Linked DNA regions of Homo sapiens: region 1 is linked to region 2. The links are chromatin loops, found by intact Hi-C in ENCODE. Cell type or tissue: B cell. All regions are shown on one strand. Links, peaks and the distances in the headings refer to the core of each region. The heading gives the core; the rest is flanking DNA.

Region 1 (8,363 bases), core at 294-8,293, 140 kb after region 2:
TACAATATGGATGCTTGGTGAGCTAAAGGAAATCAACAATCTTTCCGTTCAGAGAAAATAACAGCAGCAACAAGTAGGGAGAGATCATAGAATCTGAATGAATCAAAATACGTTTATTCTTAACTCCTGAAACTCTTCTCACCATGTGATTGCATCTACATATATTTTTAAAAAACCTCTCTGAAATTAAGTCGTTTTTTTTTTTTTTTTTTACACATCAGCACTGACTAAACCCTAGGGTCTTCTCAGAATGTCTCCCCGTGATCAGATGGCTTTAAAAAGAATTCTATTTACCAAAATCATTATGCCACTGTTCATTTTCCTCCCTGGGGGACTGGAGGGAGGGCAGGAGGGGAAAGAGAGGACGGCAGGTGAGTTTTTGTGTAAGAGGTGACCCTATCACGCAAATAAACAAGTGAATTTCTTTCGGGATATCTATTATCAAAGACATCTCCAACCCTTAACTGTGTTTCTCAGTTCCTCACCAGAAATAGAAAAAATAAGTGCAGGAACCAGAGATGATGAACTAGTGACCCCAACAAAAGTAAATGCAGATCTTTCTCCTCCTGCCCAAGACACAGCAAAAATAAGGGTGCTTGTGAAGAAATAATTTTCTTGAACACTGCACCGGGCACATTCTCAGCCACTTGGGCACAGTCTGGGCACCTCTCTCTCCACCTTCTCCCTCCCTTCGGACAGATCGCAAGGACGGACCCCCATGCTCCCCAAAATTCCACCATCCATCCCATACTTTTGTTTGTTTTTCTAAAGTTCTCAGTATTTATAGGTCTCCAAGTTGGGAAGGGGGCAGGGTGGAGCTCTTCCCAACAAAGCCAAACTCCAGTTTTCAATAACAAAGCAGGGTGGATCTGTGCGTGTGGGACAGATAGGGCAGGGACAGGGAATGATGTTTGGTTTGTTTTTCTTAGAAGAATGAAATGGAAGGTAGGCAGCCCAGATTCCCGAAGTCAGATTCTGAGGAGGTCAGTAACACTGGGGAAGGAAGCGTTTGAGAAGCTCCCTGATGGAAAATCAGGGTATCTCCCTCCTATCAGAGGGAGAAAAGAGAGCGTGAGGTCTTCTTTAAGAAGGACATCCAAAGGGCGCTTCTGCACAAATGTTTCCTGTCAGCATCCAGAAAGATTTAAAGACATCCCTCAGGTGGGAGAGCACTGTCTCCTCTCCTTAGCTGGAGGGGCGTTGGTCCTCTCGGGTAGCAGGGTAACAGGACATTGGAGGGAGGAGAAAGGCCAGTCTTCCCCAAGGGCCCACAGGACTGTATCTTTGCTCGCTGGAGACTGTTTTGCCTTCACTTCCACCTGGTTCCCGGCAGGGAGTCCTGGCCCTCCTTTGGGGGGGGGGGCCGTTGACTAATGCAACAGTGAAAGCATAGGTCAGCCATCAGGCAAATAATAAACATATTTGCCTCGCACGTCTGTTAAGCCTGTTTAATGGGTCGTCCCTACATGTAAATGGGCTTCCTACCCCAGCCCCTATCACTCCACCTGTATCAACAACAATGCCTCCGCACAATTATCTTACCTTAATGAACTTAATCTTTAATTTCCCAGCTTGGCCCTGGTACTCAGCCTCCTAACAAAGGAAGTGGAACTGTTTGAGTCCCAGTGAGCCGCCTTCCTCCAACAGCTAGGGAAACTTTAGCCACGACAAGGATTTTTGCCCCTTGTGGAACTGTCAAAAGCAATAAATATTTTTCTTTTTATTCCATCATTAGACCCTCCTAAGAATGCCTCCCCATTGTCCACTGTAATTCCCAGAGCTCTCTGGGCAGGGGCGTTATTGTGGAAAATGAATCCTGAAGTGTTAACAATGCTGCCAAAGCAGCTACACTTTTTCTTCTCCCCCCCCCGAGGGCGTAACCGTTAGGAATGTGTCGCCTCACCATAGCCTGCTCGGCGAAAAGAGCACTTGTGTTTTTTAACACTGGTCTTTGAGAAGGATGCTCAAGTTAAAGCATTGTGGCCACTGTAAATAGATGCACTCAGCAGAATAGAGCTTCTTCATTCCTAATTAGGGAAGTAACTCTAGAAAGACAGAATGTCACTTGCTGGGCTGTGCATATTGTTGAGTTTGTGCTCGCCTCCACAATGTGAGGTAATTGGAGTTGTACCTTTTAGAAAGCTGCTAATTTCACATAGGAAGTGCTAACAAGACCTTTCTGGGCCATGTTTTCCTTCTTCCTTTTTAAGGAAGTTACAGACCTTCAGTAGTGGGAATGGCTGAGCCCTGGCCTGGCGGAGGAAACAGCAGTAATGAACCACTTCAGCCCACAGTTAGAAAAAGGAGGCCTCATTTTGGAGTCCTGAGAATACTAGGCACAACAAAAGGTTCTGTTTAAGCTTGTTATCCAGGACATTCTTACAGGCTACACAGCTCTCCCTGCAATGACCCTCTTCAAACAAGTGCATCAAGTTTGAGCAAATAGAAACACGCAACTTTCAAGGTTTGGAGTTATAGTTTTCTTTACAAAGCCATTTATATAATGTAAGCTGCAATTAGCATGGGACAGAGCGAGGAGATTTAGGCTGGAAAGTTCTTTTAACAAAAGATAGAAATTAGTGGAATAAGTAACAGTTAAATATCAGCTTCAGATAACTAGCTGAAAAGACCTTTTAAATCATTTACTAATAAAAAAATGATTTTGCCTCAGACCTTGTTCCAACCAAAGTGTGGTCTTTTAAATCACTGAACTGATTAATCTTTCTAATTTTAAATTATCCAGCAAGAATGGACCGGAGCAAAAAAAAAAAAAAAAAAAGTCCACATATCCCCAAATGAAAAGCACTACAGCTTTTAAGCCTGACAATTTCATCAGAATGTCCATAGGAATTACATAAAAAATTCAGACCATAATGAAATAAATTGCTACTTACATTATGAAAAGTCTGCAAAAGCTTTTTATAGACTTGAAATGCAGAAGTTATATAAACTGCACAGTAAAAAGAATTAGAAATTGACCTGTACAGATCAAGGGCTAAAATTAACAGTCTTCAGGGGAAAAAAATTCCCAGTTCACAATGGCTTTTAATGCCATTTTTTCCCCTACACTCATTTATCTAATAACCATGGCAAGGTTAGGATAAACAATGAACAGTATGTTTTCACATTTTCCACCTTTTGTGTCCTCCCTATGAATTTCTAAAACACTTAAGAGAATAGATACATAAACCTGTGACCTTCAAATGAGCTTTTTGATACTCTCAACATTTTGAATAAAAAGATCAGAAAATGGAGCCACTTTTACACAGTAATGAATTCCATTCTGTTGGGTAAACAAAGCTAAATTTTAAAACAGAGACCTGACATTTGTACAGCTCAAGAAGCTATTCTGTTCTTTTGGGGGTGGGCAGACGGAGGGAGGGGACATTGTCAGTACTTTATGTGGGCTAGATAATGACCAAATCTACAATCCACGTCAGGAAGAGACAATCCATTTGGCTGCGTTCAACAGAGAGCCACCGTTTCCAAGACAAGGACAACAAAAATGCCCAATTTTTACAACAGTTTGCCCCCACCCCATGAACAACTGGTCCATCTCACAAAAAAAAAAAAAAAAAAAAAAAAAAAAAAAAAAGCGTTGGGGGGGAATTGGTGGCGGAGGCGCAGCCGCCATTATGGGGCTGACGCTTATTGACGGCAGCTACAAGGGCCTCCAAAAGTTACTCCAATTTCCGTCGAGCTTTTGTGCATCCGTTGTCCTGTCTGAAAGGCTCAGTTAGGTATTGTTGCAAAAAAAGTCTGCATCCACATTTGTTCCCCTCTAATTCATACTCGGCATTGTGAAGTTTTCCTATTCAGGGGCTGATTGGACAACAGCCCTGACAATGGCCCAGCGATTAGTCTCTCAGCATGGGCTGAGGTTGCGGGTATAAACCTAGGGATGGGGCTGGAATGCACTGGGGCATTCAGCTTCCTCTCGGGGCCTTCCTGAGAGGCCGCGCCTCCTTTGCTGCAGGTAATGCATTCCTTCAGAGCGGGGAAACCGAATCCCTGTAATTAGCGGGTCCCGGACGGGGCAGCCGCCCCCTCCCCGCAAGGCGGCCCTCGGGGGCCCCCGAAGCTTTCTAAGGAGCTCAGCCCCTGAGACGCTGCAGCCCCATCGAATTGAAAACTTTCTCGGGCGGCTCGGTGGGCCTGAAAATCAACACGCAGGGGAGGGGAGCCGGGAGGGCCGCGAGCCGCGCCGCTTAACCCTTGGTACGCCGCGGCGCCGCAGCAGGGCCTCCCCCGGCCCGCGAGTCTGCGGAGGGACCGCGCGGGCCCCGCCACCGCGGCTGAGCGAGTAGCTAAGTGTACAGATGTCAGTCTGGCGTTTTACATGTCAGTAACTTGAATTCATTTACATTTATTTTCCTATTGTTTTATATCACTTTATGACAATGTGCTGCATAATATAATTTAAATCTTTAATGTACAACTAATTCTCTACCATTAATTTGTCAACATGATTACTGGATACGCCACCCGGAAAAGCAGGCTGACTTAAAGTCTATGTAAGACGTTCCTGTGTTGTTTCCTGAAGGTTTACAGAGGAAATGACAAAGACGTACCGAGCTGTTTTTCTTGGACTGTCTGTAATCTTAGGAAAACTACAATTTCAGTGGGAATCCCACTTACACTGTGAAATTCCAGACATCAGTTGGGAAGGAGACGCACGCACAGCCCCCTTAGAGGAGAAATTAGTTAGGCAGCGCCTGTCCTCGCAGCAGTGGCCGGAGACCGGCGGTGGCCCAGCCGTTGGGCCCCGAGGGATCTATCCCCCAGGACTGGGCCCGGGCGGCGCGGGCCCTCGCAGGGAGAAGAGGAGGAGAGTCGGCGCCGGGTCGCACCGACGGCTTTGGGGAAACTCACAAAGGAAAGGGCGGTGGCTGTGGGCAAAGCGTTTCTGGGCCGTCCCGACTTCGGGGTCCCCCTGAACTGCCCCCAGACCTTGGCCTCGCTCTCGCGCCGGCGGCCAGAGCCCGGCTTGGAAACGCTGGTCCTTCCCTCTGCGCCCCTGGAGGACGGGCCCCCTGCAGCCCCAGCCAAGGGATCACGCCCAAGCGGCCGCACCGTCACAATTAAAAGGAAGCTGCTGCACCCCAAACCTTATTAAACATTCAAATAGGAAAATTAAGATATTCTGGGCAAAAGAAGTGTTTAGACAAAGGCTGTCTGCTTCAATTTCCCCGTTAAGCGGGGAGCTGGCTGCTCGGAGAGAGTGTGACGGTGGATTCCATAAATTAACTGAAAATCCCTCTTCTCCGGAGCCTAAGTTATCTCTCCTTTGCCTGCAGCTCTGATTTAGAATGGGAGCCGGCTTGTTTACCGGTTTAATTAATGCTCCTTTTCAAGCAGGGAGGAGGGGAAGGGAAATGAAGCGACTTGGTGATAAACAGGTGTAACCGGGCCTAGAGCGGGCTCACGAGGGCCGCGGCCGCCTCCTCAGGCTTGACTGGGCCTGACCCGGCGGAAAAGGTAGATGGCCCAGTTGGAAGCGCAGTAGGTGAGCATTATTTTAACTGCGAGACTGTGATTGAAATGGCTTAAAGGGACAATCAGCGCTTGTTTTTTTTTTTTTTTTTTTTTTCCCTTCTTCCTCCAGAATGCATTCTCATTCTTTCACGTTGCTGAGCGGAGAAGAAACAGATCTTGGCGATATAGGGCACAGGCCTTTTTCCTTCTCTGTCACCTCTTCTTCCTCAGCCTTCACCTCCAAATGTAAGGGAAGAGTCACTTGAGGAGGCAACCTGGCTTCCGCGTCACGCTGGGGACCGGCTTTCTGCTCTGAAAAAATCCCTGGGCGTTCTCTCTTTATTTACTTATTTCAGCTTTTAATTCCGGGAGCCTAATATCTGGGATTGGACTGTCCGCGGCCTATGTGTTTCTGTGACCTTACAGATAACAGGGAAGCTTGGATGGAAAATGAAATTCAAGCGCCAGCTAATTTTAAAAACATAACGAAAAACTCATTCCCGAGGGGGGAAATGGCAGTTTCTGTAAGCACAGGCTGAAGGTGTTTTTAAATTAATAACTAGCCCTGGTATTTGCTAAATGATGGCTGTATCAGGGGGAAAAAATTAGTCATTAAAAACAGCAGGTACCCAACGTGAGAATATATGTTTCAGGACTGAAAGTCACCTGTCTGCGTTGCCTGCTGCCTTTCTGGGCGCCAGCATCTCCAAGGGCAGAAGTGAGGCCAGAGGCTGGTCTGTCAGCCATACTGGCCTTCTGGAGAAAGGAGTTTTGTTGTTGTTTTGTTTTGTTTTTAAACTACCATTTATTGAACGCCTCCTTGATGCCTACGACGTGTCATTGCTAATGCTTTCAGCTTCCCGACAAAGTGGTTGTGCCCGTCCACATTTCTCAGAGAGTTTAGACAGCTCTCATGATTTGCCCAAGGCCACAAAGCTTATCAAGGGCCAGCGCAGGGATGAGAACAGGGGTGTTTCTGAGCCCAGGGCCTTTTCCCCTCTTTTTTCCACCCTTTGTGAGGTAACAGTGACCCTAGGTACCTACAATCTCTAGAAAAGGGGATTCCATTCTAGATAAAGACTGGTTAAGTCCGTGGTTACAAGAGAGGAGCTCTTTTTGCCAGGGGTGAATTCTACCCACATTCTGGTTCAGGTCTGCGGGGACCCAACACACATATAAGCACAAAGTACCTTGCAGAACAGAGAGAGATTTCTTTCTGGAGAGATTTCTAGACTGGAAATTAGGATCTTTCAGCATCAAGGCTGGTTCAGTTGCCCATTAATGTGTGACCTCAAGCAAGTCACCTACTACATCTGACTGAAGGCTTCCTTGTCCCTGAGTGGCCACATTGCCTATCCTGCCTGCCTCATAGTGTGGGGTGGGGCCAAAGTGAATGGAAGTGGGTTCAAATGCATCAGTCACTGTGAAGAGCTGCACAAATGTACAGTTTTATTGCTGACTTACCAGAATTATGAGGTCCTAATGTAAAATTATATGTGCATGTGTTTTGAAGGGAGTGACTTACTGTATAAGTGTGAGGATTTTTCTTATTAAAGACGAGGCTTTAACTCCTGATTTCTAAACATGAAAACTCTGGCTACATTAAGAATGGTGCTAAAAGTTTGAATGCAGGCCGGGTGTGGTGGCTCATGCTTGTAATCCCAGCACTTTGGGAGGTCGAGACAGACGGATCACTGAGGTCAGGAGTTCGAGACCAGCCTGGCCAACACAGTGAAACCCCATCTCTATTAAAAATACAAAAATTAGCTGGGCATGGTGGCAGGCATCTGTAATCCCAGCTACTTGGGAGGCTGAGGCAGGAGAATCGCTTGAACCCAGGAGGAGGAGGTTGCAGTGAGCTGAGATCACACCACTGCACTCCAGCCTGGGTGACACAGCAGGACTCTTGTCTCAAAAAAAAAAAAATTTGAATGCATCCTAAAATAATAGAATTTTGATGGAAGAGACCATTCGTTATAATAATAATAATGATATTAATGGTGGCTATATGCCAGGCACTGCTCTACCAGATATGCACCAATTAGTTCTCACCATAATGCTATGCCATAGGTACTGTTATCATCATACCCATTTCACAGATGAGGAAACTGAGACACAAGGCAATTTGGTCACATAATTCATGAATAGAACTACCATTTGAACCCAGACAACCTAGCACTAGAATCCACATGCTTAATCATTGTGTTACACTGCATCCCACGAGAGAGTGTCTGTTAGCCCTGCTTCTCCAATGCACATTTTGAAGATGAAAAAAGTGACGCTCAGAGTGATTAAATGATTTGCCCACATCTGTTTCATGGCAGAGGTGAGAGTAGAGTTTGGATCTCCTTATGTCCATGGGTGGTTCTATTTATGATGTAATTGCTACTCACTTTATTCAGCCTTCAAGCCTTCTCTGGAGATGAACCGCCTGGGTTTAAACCTTGGTTCTGCAAGCTCCTTACCCTCTCTAAGCCTAAGATAATAGTATCTTCAGATGTCTTAGAGGAAATTTAATTTAAAAACCTCATTGTTTGGCAGATTACACGAAATAATGTACAAAAGTATTTAGCACATTTCCTAGCATATAGTAAATGCCCAATAAATCCACCTCAAATTTAAAATCCTGGCTCCAGGAAAAGAAACATGAACAGTGGGAAGGTCTTGAATTGGATGTGACTGTCCCTACTCAGTGAGCTGGCTCAAGCTAAGTTGAAGGAAGAGACAAAGGACAGGCCAACAAGCTGGTACATGGCGGGAAGAGGGCCAGAGCCCACCACTTGTGGAGAACTCGGAGGCCAGCCCCCTCAGCTATGAGAGGGTCTTCCAGAGTGATCCCTGAGGAGATGGGACAGTGAAGTCATTGGCCAGCCTGTGGGACAGAAGGT
Region 2 (8,321 bases), core at 1-8,000:
AGAGATACCTCTGAAGCTGCTAAGAAATACTGGAAATAGCTTTTGCATAAGAATACTACAATCTCACTCTCCGCTTTTGCTAGCGACAGGGTCCCTCTTCCTAACCCAGGCCACCATGCCTCTCCTTGACTGCCAAGTCGACACCAGGAGCACCGAGTGGGAGGAGAACCCCAAAAAGAAAAGAGACAGTTGAGCGGGGAGAAAGACAGAGAGAGGGAGAGGAGAGAAAGAGAAAGGGAGAGGAGAAAAAGCAATATCATATACAGGCAATTTCTACACATATATTACAAACTGGGAAAATGACCGATCATTAAGATATACATAATTCATATAAAATTTTGAAATAAAAATAAAAATCTGTTACAGTCATAACTATTCTTTTTCCACATTTATAACCAGTACCCACACAGGCAGTGACAGAGTGGAGAGAAAAAGGTGCTTACGAAGAAAATGATTGTCTGCTGAACAAAAAACAGAAGATTGCATTTTTTTGACCAATACTTGACTTAAAAACAGAGAGAAGAAGAGAAAGAAAGAGAGCGAGAGAAAAAAAAAGAGAGAGAGAGCAACAAAAGGCAAGACACATTTGCTATTTCCCTCTCCAGGAGTTCTTTTTTTTTTTTTTTCCCCCTGTCCTTTTTTTTTTTTTTTTTTTTTTTTTTAACAAATTCGGAACGGAGACGGCGATTTTTTTTCTTTTTGTCTGTTTTGCTTTTGCCCTCTTGTCCTCGTGGTGGTGATTGATTTTTGTATAGTCGACTCTTTAAATCATTTTTAACTAGAGAGAATATTTTCCCAGATACAAATAAATCGTCATGCAGGTGGGGTGCCGGGTCCATGGGAACCGAAAGGAGAAGCCGTGCTTGTCCTAGAAAGTATACAATTGTCACCTCTTTTATGTTTTCTGCCCGCAACATCAGCGTTTGACTGTCTGTTGGCGTCGGGGTCCTTTGGGGTGGCCGTAGTGGTAGATGGTGGTTGGGGGTTGTTGATAGTTTGCGGTTAATTTGTTATTTTCTTGTTTTTTATATATTTTTGGCTGGGGTGGGAGTGTGTGTGGACTTGTATGTGTGTATGGTTGGGTATCCTGATTTCGGTTTGTTCTGGGGATGGAGGAGGAGAAGGAAGAGGAGGAAGAGGAGGAGGGCTAGGAGGCGGAGGGGAAGGAGTGGGGGAGGAGGGGAAGGAGAGGGAGGAGGGCGGCCTTGGCTATCATACATCACATTCCGAGTCGCTGGAGGTTACCGAGAGGATGGAGGTGCCGGTGTCTGCGCGCTCCGTCAGGCTGGACACGCTGGTGGTCGGGCTGGCCGCCGTGGACGGCGACTCTGCCGAGCCGTGCGTGGGGCAGCCGGGCTCGGCCAGCGAGCGCATGCCGCTCGGTCCAATGGCCTGGTGCTGGAGCCTGCGGGAGAAAGAGATCCGCGCCCGCCCTGACACAGAGGCCCGCCACCCGGCTCCCCCGCGCCGCCGCTCCCCATTCCGCTTTCGGGAGCATCCCAAGTCTTCTCAGATAGAGGCTGGCCTCGGAGGAGAGGCAGAACCCGAGCCCGGCCGCTTGGGGAGGCCTGGGTGCAAGCGACAAAGTACGCCAAGCCCTGGAGAAGCAGAAGTCGGAGAGGAGCCGGGCGCTTCTTCCCTCCGCAGTCCCTGGGGCTCTTCAAACTGAGCCGGCTGCCCCGCGACCGGTCGAGTTCCCCTAGTAACCCCGTCCCTGCTCCCTCAAACACACACCGGGAGCTGCGGGTTCCCCACCGCCCGGCCAGTCTCCGGGTAGAACTGCATACTTTGCTCTCTGGATGCCAGCGCAGAGCGCAGGACCGAGGGTAGAGAAAATAGGAAAGCTGGCGGTGGAAAAGTGGGGAAAGAGCAGGGAGACAGAAAAGGGGCAAAGGAGAAGGCAAGAGAGGCGCACAGAGCAGTCTCCAGCTGCCCTTTCCCCCACCGGGAACCTTCTGCCTGGACCTGGTGTCTGGAATTCTCTCCACAAGGAGGCCTTGGCTTGACCCTGGGCGCTCCCCTCATCAGACGAAAAGTGGGCTCCACGGCAGGGGTGAGAGGGCCATGGGCTCAGGTCCCGGCCGCCTAAACTCGAACACACCTCCAGAAACTCACACCCAGCCCCCACCCACGGGCAGCTGTCAGCAGCTGGGGGTCCTGCTCCCTGAAGTACACCAGGCCCTGGGCCTTCCTGGCTGGATAGAGAAAGACACAGGCTCCACATCAGGGCTTTCACCCAACTTCCTCTTTTCTTTCTCCCTTCTCTCCCCACTCCTTTCGCCTATCCACTTCTTTCCCTCTGGTTCTTTTTCTCCTTCCCCCAGGCCCAGCTCCTGTGATGTTGGTCAAGCCCTATACAATTTTGTGACTTTGTGGCCAACTTGCCGGCAACGAGGCTGCTCGTGCCCGCTTCCCAGCTTAGAGGACCAAAGGGATTCTCCTCGGCTGAAACAGGAGGGCGAGTACATGCACACGGGCGTGCACACACACACGCACACGCACACGCTAGGCCTCTCCACTCCCAGCCCGGCTCTCCTGCTCCCGGTCAGGCAACGTGCAGCGTTGCGGGGAAACAGGCCCGCTGCGCAGTGGCCTCTGGCCTTTTCCCCTTGTGATAGGGACCCAGGTTCACTTTCCTCTCTCTGACGCTAGTGGATTTCTCTCGGGGTTTTGCAACGCACAGAAATAAGAACCAGATGGCAAAGAGTGCTTTCCTTCCCTCCCTGTCTCTAGGCTCCAGAGGATCGCCGAGCTGGCGGCAGGGCTGAGGAGGCAGGCACGGGTGCAGCGCAGGGCTAAGTCTCCCAGGGGCTGCGGGTACTCGGGTCGCAAGCACACACTCTCTGCCCTGACGAAAGCCCCTCTTGGTCAAAGCAATCAATACACCCACAGCCAGCCCGGCCCCCTCTTCCGCGCGTCCCGGACAAGCGGAAACTTTCTCCGACTGGCCAGGAGTCACGGCTTCCCTGGCTCTCAGCGGCCGCTCCGCTAGCCCCATCTCAACCCCTCTCCCCTTCCCAGGCCTCTGAGGCTGTAGCCAGGCCGCGGGCCCCGCCACTAACCTGTTCTTGGCCGCCGCGGCGCGGTCGCGCTGCCGCCGGTTCTTAAACCAGTTGCCTACTTGTGTGGGAGTGAGGCCGGTGGCCTGCGCCAGTTCGCGTTTCTTGCTGGGGTTGGGGTAGGGGTCCTGTAGGTACCACTCCCGCAACAGGCTCCGAGTCCGCTCCTTGAAGCAATGCGTCTTCTGCTCGCCGTCCCAGATGGTGCGTGGCAGCGGGAACTTCTTGCGCACGCGGTACTTGTCCACCGGGCCGAGTGGGCGGCCGCGCAGCTTCTCGGCCTCCTGGTAGTGCGCCTCGAGCCACATGGCCTGCAGCTTGCCGTGAGACTCCTTGGTGAACTTGTGGTTCTCAAGGATGTGGTAGAGGTCGCGGAAGTTGCCCGTGTGGAAGGCGACCACGGCGCGCGCGCGCAGGATCGACTCGTGTTTGTTGATGGCCTCGCACGCCCCGGGGGCCACGGGCAGCGACCAGAGGAAGCGGCCCAGCCGCTCGATGTCGCCCGTCTCCTCCAGCGTCTCACAGACGCTGGCCACCTGCTCCGGCGAGAAGTTGAGGGTGGGCAGCTGGAACATGGACAACTCTTCCGGGGGGGCCCTGGAGCCGCCGCCGCCGCCGCCGCCTGCTCCGCCAGCACCGCCGCCTCCCGCACCGTTCCCGCCGCCGCTGCCGCCTCCCGCGCCGCCGCCGCCTCCCGCACCGTTCCCGCCGCCGCTACTCGCCAGAAGTATGGAGCGGTGGTGAGAATCGGCGAAGTTTGGCAACAAGAAGTGGGAGGAATAGAGGTCTAGGGGGGAGCGGAATACCATGGACTGACCTGAGAGGAGAGGAGAAAATTCAGGGAGAGGAAGAGAGAGGGGAGGAAGAGGAGGAGAGGGGCGATGAGGACCAGGAGGAGGGAGAGGAGAGGGGGGAGGAGGAGAAGGAAAGGAGGGGGGAGCAGGAGGAGGAGGGAGAGGAGGAAGGGCGTAAGGGACACCCACACCCCACACACATCCACACACACACACACCCGCGCAGCCACATAGAGAGGGAGGTAGGAGAGCGGCCCGGTGCGCGCGCGCAGAGAGAGAACCCGAGACAGAGAGGGAGAGGGAGAGGGAGAGAGGAGAGGGAGAGCCAACCACCGCCGAGTCAAGATTCAGCGATTCCACCGCAATCGCCCTAATGACAACAGCCTCATAATATCTCCCCTAAATCCACAGTGAGTGCAGCATTGAAACATTTTGTTTCGCTTTTCTATTGGTCTGTGGCGTGTCGTTGTGGCGTTGCCACGGCAACCACTGCCAATCACTGTCAGCCCTGCCAATCAATACCGAGAACGTAAGGACGGTTTTACCACTTAGCCAGAGGGCGGGGGGAGGGGGAGAGCAGGGAAGGAGGGAGAAGTGGGGGGATAAAGAGAATTTTTTTTATCTTTGCAACTCTTAATCTCGCTACCTCCCCCTCCTCTCTTCTCTCTTCTCCCTCTCTCTCCTCTTTTCTCTACCGCTGTCTCTGAGACTTCTTCTTCCCTTTTTCCTAAAGAAGTTGATCCAGAAATTCGAAAAGCCCTGGGCAGAGTTGTTGAATGGGATGTGCAATTAGAGAGGGGATTTTGTTGGGAGGCAAGAGGGTCCCCCAGGCTCCACATAGTCCAGGTCGGCAGGCAAGGAAAGACGGCTGACCAGCCCAGCGGGCGCGGTTTGCACATGGTTTGCACGTCGGGCCGCCTCTTTCTGCCTATGTGAGCACTAATAGTGGCAAGGAAGAAAGGAGAGATGAGATCATGGGGCCCACCAAGCACCGACCTTGGCCCAGCGGGCCGTGGCGCCAGCCGGGGATCCCGGATTCCGAGGGTATCTGGCGCCAGGGAGCCTGAGCCCAATTCCCAGGGTGCTGGAGGCCGCTCTTGCCTCCCCCATCGGTGCCCATGGACCGCATTCACCTCAACTCCCTCTTCATCAATTAGGCTTCTCTTTACTCCCTCCCCGGCCAAGGAGCCTCGATTTCCCCCACCACCCTGTATTTTAAAATAACAGTCCAAACAGTACACTTCTTTCCATCTTAAGAAGCAACTCAACTCTTTGTTTCTTCCCAGAATTCAGCTGCCTCTCTGAGGAGTGGTGGAGGAGCTGCGGGAGCCGAGAAGCCCAAGAGCCCTCTGGACCCAGAAAAGTCCTACAGATGCCCACTCCTCACCACACAACAGAAGGAGCTCTGGTCCTGCCTGCCAGCCCCAGAGGGCACTCAAACTTTGGAGGCCAGCCACCCGGATGAAGTGAATAAGGCCTGAAAATTGCTTGTTTGCTCGTATTGTAAAATAATAATAATTACCATTATTATTTTTAAACTGTCTAATTTCTCTAGGGAAAGTAACATCGAAAGCCTAAAACAGACGCCAAAAGGCCCATAGAACACAGAGGGCCCTCTCTGCCTCTGGCCACCACAGCCCCTAGGCCAGGCATGGGTATTTATTCTTAGGTATGTTGCTTTTAAGAAGCTGTAATCAGCATCTTGAGCCGGGCCTCCCTTTGTGAGGCTTCTGTAACTATGGAAGTGTGATTTACGCAGATTTGTCGGGGTCAGAGACGTCTTTCCCTGAGCACTGTGTATATTTAGACAGGACTCGGTTTGGTGTTAAAAAGTGTATATGTTGAATGGATTCACACACAGTAGCCAACAATGACCACATTGTCGGCCCGTGTACAACGCGTATTGAAACGCAGCGCCCAGACTTCAACTAATCTGCCCTCAATAAAGCTGAAATAATTATCCTAAGCTGCCTTTCCAGAAGAAAAATCATTGAGGAATTCAAAACTTTTTTTTTTTTTTTTTAAAGATCTTTTCTGCATTCCGATGCAGATCTGGGGGCAAGGCGCCGTGTCCACACCACTTTGGTGATCTCAATGAGGGAAGAGAGAAAGAGAGGTTGAGAGAGAATTTAAATGGGAAACCTAACGTGACTGGGGCTGTGAGTGTCCCAGCCCCTAAACCCCGAGCTGGAGCCCTGCTTAGGCCTTGACTCCCGCAGTGCCAGGCCTCTGAGGGCCGGGGAGAAGAGCAAGCCGACAAGTGCAAGCCTCCTTGGAGGATTCCGGGCGGCAGGGAGGCCCTGGGTCCGGCGAGGGGCCAATACTGGCTCACTTAGCCAGAGACAGCCGTGGGGTAGCAGGTCTTCAACACGACGACTGGGGCAGAAAAATATTCCTCCAAAGGGAAGACCTGCCAAGCCCCATTTCAGTGCTCTCTCCACTCCATATATATTTCCTCTCCTCCTGGCCATGAGTCCTTCTCCACGCAGCTGAAAGCTCTGGGCGGTCATTCACTGAGGGCCCAGAAAGAGCCCAAAGGTTGGGACACAAAAACAGACACTTCATGTTTTCTTCCCGATCCCTTTCTCTCGTAGGGGAAGGATTATAGGCTGAAGGGTGGGAGGGGGAAGGGGCAGGAGGAGGAAGCGGGGGAGGAAGGAATGAAAAAGGGGAGGGGAGTGGGTATTGTGCCGCGTGTGGGGGGAGAATTCCTACGGGTGGGTTTCCGAATATTGTGTTCAACTTTTTGAAAGCAGCTCGTGACCCCGAAACTGCATCCCCCGGAGCCGGGGACCCAGGCGCCGGGCGGGCGGGTGAACCCGGTCAGTCCCCTCCCCGTCCCCGAAACCCCCGCCTCCGGGTGGTGGCGACCTGGCCTCTCCCTGCCACTGCCCGGCCAGCCCCGGAGGGAGGCTGGGCAGGTGCTGCGGGCTCTGCCGAAAGCGCTGAAATAAAAAACCATCGCCACTCAGGGAGAACTGAGGCAAGTGGGGCTGAGACTCTGGCGACACCCCCGCCCCCCAGCCTCTGCCCCAGCGCCTGCCGCCCTGCCGCCCTGCCGCACCCCGCCTGCTTGGGTGGCGACCGCGGTTCCGGAACGCGAAGCAGGGCAGAGGGCTGCAGAGAGGCGTGTAGCTTTGTGCGCCAGGACCCGGTGGGGCAGGTGGCAGCCCCGGGCTGTCCGCGCCTCCCAGCAGAGCCGAGCTCGGCGCCGCCCACCGAGCCCACCTCGCGGTCCAGCCGCCGCCAGCGCCTTTCGGCTCTGGCCTGAAGCAGTACTCCCGCCTCCTGGAGCGGGTAAGTTGAGAGTCCGGAGAGCAGGGCAGGGAGGCGGGGCGGCTGGTCCCAGAGCGGAGGGCCGGACTGGCTCCCCGCCGGGCTGGGGGCGCAGGCTCCATAGGATCTCAGTCGAGGGGTTCTGAGTGCGTGTTTGGGTGGGAAGCAGGGCTGTGGAGCGCCAGAGCTTCCCCTCCCAAATTCCCAGGCGCTGGGCACTGGGGAGTGGAGCAGAAGCAGAGGGACCTTGGGTTCCGGGGCCCAGCGGCCTTCCACGCTGGTCTGGGAACCAAGCAAGCCCTAGGGCAGTGCGAGGACTGGGAAGGGACCCTGGGGGACCGCTAGAGGAGGTGGCGCGTGGAGGGCGCCTGCACCCTGGGGTCGCTCAGAGCGGAGAGTCTCGGGTGGATAGGTCAGCTTGCAGATCCTCTAGGTCTCTTCTCTGCTCTCTGGCCGCTCTGATTGCGGGATCTGGGACTTGGCGCCCGTACAGGCCGGGTCACCTGTGCAGAACAAATTTGCTGCCATCATCCCCGCTTCAATCCTGGCCCCGGCGATCTAAAATATCGCCTTCAGGTGGGGCAGGGAGAAAAGATGTCTTTGGGGTTTAAATAGTGTTCTCCTTGTACCCGGACCAACTGGCATTTATTTACAAATGTCACCCGCCACCCCAGCACTGGGAAAGTCTCAACCACATCTGGAGAACGCCCGAGAGACCTCCCACTCTCTCCTTGTTTTGGGTTACAGGGAAAGCCAACGGGTCTGCAGGCCTCCGGGAGACGAGGATCCGGAGGGTTGGGGCAGCTGCACCCACTTGGCCTTGCTCAGCTCTAAACAGCCGACCAGGAGGCCGGGGGAAGGTTTGCCCTGTGGGGGCAACGCCCCTTCCGGCTCCCAGGATGTCGGGAGGCGGAGGCTGGCCGGGTGGCCCGTAGTCTGGGCCTCCCCGCAAGCTGCAAACTGAGGCGCTTGGCGCGGGCGGCCAGGGAGGGCGCAGGGGAGCGCAGCACGCAGGCGGGGAGGCCGCGAAGCCCTTCAAGGACCCCGATTACTTTCCTTTGAAAAACAACAACAACAACTGCTCCCTCCCCGCACCCCCGCCCCCCGCCTTAGCCTCCGGGGACTGGCGCTCCAAGCAATTGTCGCCCCGGACAGTAAACACAGCTCAGTTGCCTCAACTTTCTCCATGCAT

Evidence for each region. Peaks named below come from ENCODE experiments on the same cell type or tissue, not always from the same donor. Only the 100,000 strongest peaks of a DNase experiment are listed, where the experiment ranks them.
Region 1: it touches region 2 in a loop (7-fold over the local background); 5 of 110 quality-filtered maps call a loop at or near these places.

Annotation. Positions count from the first base shown.
Region 1 is chr2:44,798,529-44,806,891 of GRCh38, reverse strand. No RefSeq gene overlaps it. Among named protein-coding and RNA genes, the nearest start is that of LINC01833, 140 kb to the left of the region's middle. RefSeq lists enhancers at 1,739-2,258, 1,292-3,462, 3,280-4,112, 4,376-5,176, 5,177-5,977. In B cell, for the core only: no CTCF peak of the experiment used is centred there; DNase peaks (open chromatin) are centred at 3,831, 4,311, 5,061, 5,391 and 1 weaker place; H3K4me3 peaks cover 2,441 bases; H3K27me3 peaks cover 7,006 bases.
Region 2 is chr2:44,937,652-44,945,972 of GRCh38, reverse strand. SIX3 (SIX homeobox 3) reads right to left here and starts at 4,271. Exons shown (of 2, transcript NM_005413.4): 1 at 3,063-4,271; 2 at 1-1,405. The coding sequence starts at 3,868. The coding sequence ends at 1,213. LINC01833 (long intergenic non-protein coding RNA 1833) reads left to right here and starts at 6,774. Exons shown (of 2, transcript NR_147195.1): 1 at 6,774-7,150. SIX3-AS1 (SIX3 antisense RNA 1) reads left to right here and starts at 4,095. Exons shown (of 2, transcript NR_103786.1): 1 at 4,095-4,263; 2 at 5,140-5,819. RefSeq lists enhancers at 1-214, 2,504-3,228, 4,311-4,837, 5,606-6,105, 6,106-6,607 and 1 more and silencers at 6,949-7,078, 8,073-8,152. In B cell, for the core only: no CTCF peak of the experiment used is centred there; DNase peaks (open chromatin) are centred at 2,462, 3,342, 4,242, 4,922 and 7 weaker places; H3K4me3 peaks cover 4,637 bases; H3K27me3 peaks cover 7,357 bases.